2 separate regions of the Homo sapiens genome follow, and region 1 is linked to region 2. Evidence: chromatin contacts called from ENCODE Hi-C or POLR2A ChIA-PET data. All regions are on one chromosome and are shown on one strand. The core of a region is the stretch at or near the end of the contact, and the rest is flanking DNA. Distances in the headings are between cores, read along the strand shown. Region 1 holds the start of DCAF1 (DDB1 and CUL4 associated factor 1). Region 2 holds the start of EXOSC7 (exosome component 7).

Region 1 (2,993 bases), core at 330-2,829, 6.5 Mb after region 2:
ATCCTGTATCTAAAAAAACAGGCCAGGTGTAGTGGCTCATGTCTGTAATTCCAACACTTCGGGAGGCTGACCAGGGAGGATCACTTGAGTTCAAAACCAGCCTGGGCAACATACTGAGACCACTGTCTCTATAAAAAATAAATGAATAAAAATAAAAAATTTTAAAACTGTATAATAGGCAGAACAGTAAAACACTGTACTCAGCAACTACGCAAGAGATACTAAGTACAAAATGATTTCCCTACATTCCCCAAATTCTCTATTATCTCTTTAACATCCAAAAATATATACCCACTCAAAAATGGGTAATGAATAAATGTTATATAGAAAACCCAAATGGTCACATCATTAAGAAAAATACTAAATAGATCCTAAAATCTAAATATACACATTTACATAAACATTAAAGGTAAACTCCAGTAAGCTGGAAAAAGAAAATGCAGGATGATATTACCAATTAACCTCTCATTCTGTACATTAACGATGCATTTTGAACAGGAAGATGCTACTAATATAAAAAATTAAGACATGTAAACTAATTAAAAGGCTTCATCAAAAAAACAGGGTAAGGAAAAACCAAGACCAACATGACATGGCCAAGGACGAGTCATTTGTGACTCAAAAATAGCTAAATACAAACACTCCAAAACTATTTCCTCAACAAATGGAAAACCAGAGCGCTGCCACCGCAGTAAGAGGAAACCAGACAGAAAACCGTCTAAGAAGTGAAGTTGTTAAGCAAACGCTTCTGACACCCCAGTTGAAAACTACTATAACCCCCGGAAATAGACTCCAGGGAAGCTTCGCGGGCACTCTGAGGTTTGACTCCAGGCTGCGGGACCCGCACACCTCTCTTTCCAACCCTTCCCTCTTTCATGGGGATGGGAGGAGCGCCCGGAAAGCTCCGCCCCCGTCGCACGGTCCAAGAGGCAGGCGGGTGCAGGGAGAGGTGGCACGAGGCCGAGAGACGGGAGAGCCCGCCCAGGTGACTGGAGCTGGAGGCGGAGACACAGTCCGGGAAGGGGCCCGCCGTATAGTACGGAAGATGGAGCCCCGCAAGCCCGTACGGAACAGAGACTAGGAGGATTGGAAGGAAAAAGAAAACAAGGGAAATGAAATGCGCCCCTCCTCCAGGTAGGGGCGGACACACCCCGCCCCCCCACTCCGGGCGGAAGAGTTACTCTCGGGAAGCTTCTCGTGGGGAGTGGAGGAAGAACGTGGAGGCCCCGCCCCCAGGACAAGAATCAGGAGGAGGAAAAGTCCTGTCAGGCCCCGGGCCCAGCCTCCCGGCAGACCGGCCCGCCCCCTCCTCGCCGGCGGCCCAAGCAGGTGCCGCCCCTCCCCCAAGCCCGGCGCCCACTCTGCCGCCCGGCCAGCCGCGCGACCTGCTTCCTCGCGCCCCTCCCGTAGAGTCGCCTCCCTCCATTTCCCACTCACCGTCCGAGGCGGCTCCGCCGCTGCCCCCCCCCGACCCCGCCAGTGGCCACAGTTCACACACACACAGCCTCAGGTCCCGCACTCACTCTCCACTCACACACACACACAGCGCGACCACGGCTCCACAGCGGCCCACATATTATGCGTCACTCGCGCGCTACGTGCACCGCGCGCGCGCGCTCGCGCCTACTTGGCGCGAGGACCGCGAGCAAGGGGCGGGAAGAGAACGCCTGCACGATCGGGGAAAAAAAAAAAAAAAAAAAAAAAAAAAAAAAAAAAATCGAAGAGCCCCGGGGACGCCTGGGAAATGAAGTTCCGCGTCTAGGGGCGGGCCCACCAGTCCCAATTGACGCATGAGCTCTTCGCCTGGCGCATTGACTTCTGGATTTGTAGTTTTTTTGGATAAATGCGAACTGCTGAGTACTCATTGGCTGCTTCGGAAGGCGGAAGTGAAAAGTGAGGGAGCCAATCCTTCTAAGACAGTACTGTAATCGCCTGATACTTTTTCAGTGTCTTGTTCTGACCTGTGTGCGCAAAGAGCCTCTGTTTTATTTGGCCATTTGCCTTATCTTACCTAGAACATACCGTGATCTAAGAAAATATTTCTCATAAACATATCAGAAATCACAGCACTCATTAAATCAGAAGGCACTGGTTGTTTTTTGTTTGTTTTGTTTTGTTTTTTTGAGACAGAGTCTCGCTCTGTTGCCCAGGCTGGAGTGCAGTGACGATCTCAGCTCACTATGACCTCCGCCTCCCGGGCTCAAACAGTCCTCCCACCTCAGCCTCCAGCTGAGACTACAGGCGCATGCCACCACACCCAGCCAATTTTTGTTTCTGTTTTGTATGTGCGTGTTTGGTAGAGACATGGTTTTGCCGTGTTGGCCAGGCTGTTCTCGAACTCCTGGGCTGAGTTCTCCCAGCCTCTTTTTTCTCTGTCTTTTTTTTTTTTTTTTTTTGACAGGGTCTCGCTCTGTCATCCACGCTGGAGTGCAGTGGCGCGATCACAGCTCACTACAGCCTCAATCAACCTCCTGGGCTCAAGCTATCTTCTCACCTCAGCCTCCCAAGTAGCCGGGGCTACAGGTGTGCACCACCACACCCGGCTAATTTTTAAAAATTTTTGTAGAGACGAAGTCCCACTGTGTTGTCCAGGTTGGTCTTGAATTTCTAGGCTCAAACGATTCTCCTGCCTCGGCCCCCCGAAGTGTTGGGATTACAGGCATGAGCCACTGCACCCAGCCTCTGTCTTTTTGTTCAAGACCTAGCCTGTAAGAATCAATAGATACTTATTGCCAGGTTATTATACGTGAGGCAGAGAAGTGAAAAATCAAAAGCTCATAGATTAAGGCAGGACTGACCTCACAGGTCACTTAATTCAATTTCTTCATGTTGTTGGGAAAAATGAGGCCCAGAGGGAGTGAGCGACTTGCCCAGCATCACACAACCAATTAACAGCAGAACCAGAGGACTCCTTACTCTGACCAGCAGTCCCTCTTGTGGGGCATAGAAGATAAACATGACCCACAGTTGAGCAGAATCTCGACCTGACAAGA
Region 2 (3,115 bases), core at 554-3,053:
CCAGGGTCTCTCCTTTCTGAGCAATCTCTAGCACATCTAGAAAATATCATTTATAACATCAGCAATCTCATGTTATCTTATCACAACAGAGCTCCTCACATAAAACCCAGCCGTCCAACCACACACAAACACATCTAAGTGCCACAACAGGTGGGGCACCTGTGCCTTCATTAGGGAGGAAATCCTTCCGGCTTCACCTCTTTCAGTTTCCCTGGAAGGCAAAGTCCAACCCTGCAAGCTGTCTTCCTTTTAGGTGCCCCTGTGGAGAATTACGTAGAGACATAAGAAACATCTAATGTCCAGTCTACGAAGAACTGATCATCAATTTTGGAGCTCAGCAGTTTAATGCTTAAGAATGTGAGCAAGCACTTCCTCTCTATAACCTTATCAGACGACCTCCCAATCCCACTGTGCCCACTGATGCGACCATCATAGCTCTAACCACCATGATCTGTGGTTATGTTGGCCCTGGAGCCTTCATCTGCCCAGGGAACTTCTCTGGGCATAGTATGTTTTACTTGTCTTGTGTTCTAAAGGTAGCACAAAGCCTATCTATAGTAGGCTCCCAATAGTTATCTGAAACTGTATTTGAACCCACTATCTGATAAATACCATTTTTTTTTTTTTTTGGCTGAGGGTCCTCAAAAATGGAACATCAGGAAAGTCATCAGAATTGCTTTAACCTGCCCTCCTTGCTTCAACTAATTTGGGTTAACTTTCTCCCATTTATCCACACGGCTCCTTTAAAACTTGCACCATACTTTGTCAGCCCCGCCTTAATGAGTTCCTTTGGTGACCCCAGCTTCACCTTGCAGATATCCTCTCCGGGTATCCAATGCCCATACTCCCACTCGGCCATCGCAAGGGGTTGGGGTTGGCTTTTTTTCGGGCAACTGCTCACAGCTCCCAGTAATCACTTCCATCAAGCCGGGGTTTCCAGTTCCCGCTAGGAAGCGTTGGGGACGTCCGGGCACTGCGCACCTCGCCAGTGCCGGTTACCAAGCGCCTCCTCCCCCGTCTGTGGGACAACGCTCTGGTAAGCACCCGAGGCAAGAGGTCCCAGCAAGGTAATGGGACAGCGTTCGGTCACAGAGAGTGAGCGAGCCAGCGAGAGATATTCCTGGGTGGAGGGGTGGGGACGCCTTAGGACTAGTGTCCCCCATTCCCGGACCCTTCCCACCAAGAACTACCTAGGGAGGGCTGCATCGCCTCTCCAGCCATCCTAGGGACTAGAGAAATGGAGGGGAGAAGAGCAGGGAAACAGCACCCCCGGGCCAATCACGACGTCCGCCCCTCCTTAGTCGGGGTCTCTCTCTCTCTCTCTCTCTCTCTCACACACACACACACACACACACACACACACACGCTCCTAAGTCAACTCCAGCTCTGAGCAACTACGCCGCACGCCTCTCCCACTGGGAGTCCCCCGGCCCGTGAGGCTCGCCTCACCCCAGCTTCTTCACCCCTACCCCAGTTTCCCTTCCCAACTGACCGTGAAGCCGGAGGCAGTTCCCCAGTCCCAGACCCCGGTGGGGCTCCCGCCGCCGCCGCCGCTGCCTTCCCCTGCAGTCCCCAACCCGGGACCCGGCCTCGGGCTTCGGCGATGGCTCCTCGGAACGAGGCGCCGCGGCTCTCTGGACTCGGCCAGACACCGGGCGGCGCGCAGGAGAAGCCCATCGAGCTCTCCCGGCAGTGGCGGCGGCCGCGGCTGCAGGAGCGGCCGCCGCGCAGGTTGATGACGCGCTGACGCGGGGCGGGGGGGGGTGGGACGTGGGGGCGCGGTCCAGAGGAGGGGACGCGCGCAGATGACGTGCGGCTCGTGGGGCAGCTCGGCAGCATGGCGTCCGTGACGCTGAGCGAGGCGGAGAAGGTGTACATCGTGCATGGCGTCCAGGTAGCTACAGCAGCGGCGTTGGGTCGGCCGCCGGGTTCAGCCTGGCCCTGCGGGTCGCGGCCTGCCCTGGGTTTGCCAGTGAGGAGGCAGCCGAGCTGCGGCGACTCTCCGTTTACCTTGTGATTAAACGGTTCTGCTGCCGGCGTTTGCAATTCAGAGCTGGCAACGTGGACGTTTTTAGGACTGTTAGCGCATTTGCAGTTTTGCGGGTCTATAAGATTCCGAACCCGGGCAGGAAGCTTGGGCAGTCTCGGAGGCCTTTTCTTAGTGAGAGAGCATCGGCCCCAGGGCCATCCATTCGGCGTTCGCGCACAGATCTTGTCCGAGCCTCAGTTTTCTCTTCGAGGAAATGGGAGTTTGGAGGTGGGCTTCTGGCCTGCTTTTCCTCACCTCGTGGTTAGGAGGGCGCATGCGAGGTGAACGCACTTTGAAAATACAAATTGCCGTACAAATAAAGGGGGAAGGGTTTTTAAAAAGCGGCTAGGACGCCTGTAATCCCAGCACTTTGGGAGGCCGAGGCGGGCGGATCACGAGGTCAAGAGACCGTCCTGACCAACATGGTGAAACCCCGTCTCTGCTAAAAATACAAAAAAATTTAGCTGGGCGTGGTGGCGCACGCCTGTAGTCCCAGCTACTCGGGAGACTGAGGCAGGAGAATCGCTTGAACCCGGGAGGCGGAGGTTGCAGTGAGCCGAGTCTCAAAAAAAAAGCGGCTAGGCAGCCGATAGCCTAAGTGCTGTTTCCATTTTGCCAATGAAGAACTAAGATCCCTAGGCAGCTATAACCTAATGTCCTCTGTGTTCTATATTAAATCCCTGGTTATGACCACTCCAGAACGAGGGTTGAAAAATGTTGGACCTGGTAACGAGCTACCCTGTATCCTCCTCCGGCTGTGTCTCCACTTGTTAACCTACGGTGTGGTCCTCCTATCAGAGTTCTTCATCCCATCCTTGGCAGAGTTCTGGCGACAGCTCCTACCTCTTTTCCTCATGCCTTTCCTCTGTCAGTACCAACTGCAAAGTCAGTGGTCCCGTGATGTAGCCATCGGATTGAAGCGGCCAGCTATCATTGAAGTCCCACAACGTGAGTTAAGGACATGTCCATTTAAAAATCGTGACCTGCCGTTATCTTCTGGGCCCTTTATATATGAAGAAATGCCAATATTTAGCATATTATGCCTGGATAATAAAGTCAGAACTCACAGTTGCATATTTTAGTTAT

The links. A loop is a pair of places that touch in the nucleus more often than their neighbours do. ChIA-PET counts read pairs that join two places held with the same protein, here RNA polymerase II (POLR2A). Pooled maps may share reads with other maps.
Region 1: a loop to region 2 is called in a pooled map, with 9 times the contacts of the local background. The contact joins the promoter of DCAF1 here to the promoter of EXOSC7 in region 2. A Hi-C loop is called at or near these places in 2 of 50 pooled maps. POLR2A ChIA-PET finds 5 or more read pairs at or near these places in 2 of 52 experiments (B cell and naive thymus-derived CD8-positive, alpha-beta T cell).

Annotation. Positions count from the first base shown.
Region 1 is chr3:51,498,436-51,501,428 of GRCh38, forward strand. It overlaps DCAF1 (DDB1 and CUL4 associated factor 1), which reads right to left and starts at 1,580. Exons shown (of 25, transcript NM_001387579.1): 1 at 1,438-1,580. RefSeq lists an enhancer at 1,030-1,129 and a silencer at 1,240-1,469.
Region 2 is chr3:44,974,441-44,977,555 of GRCh38, forward strand. It overlaps EXOSC7 (exosome component 7), which reads left to right and starts at 1,804. Exons shown (of 8, transcript NM_015004.4): 1 at 1,804-1,894. The coding sequence starts at 1,838. ZDHHC3 (zDHHC palmitoyltransferase 3) reads right to left here and starts at 1,734. Exons shown (of 7, transcript NM_001135179.2): 1 at 1,493-1,734. RefSeq lists an enhancer at 714-1,258 and silencers at 1,481-1,580, 1,701-1,770.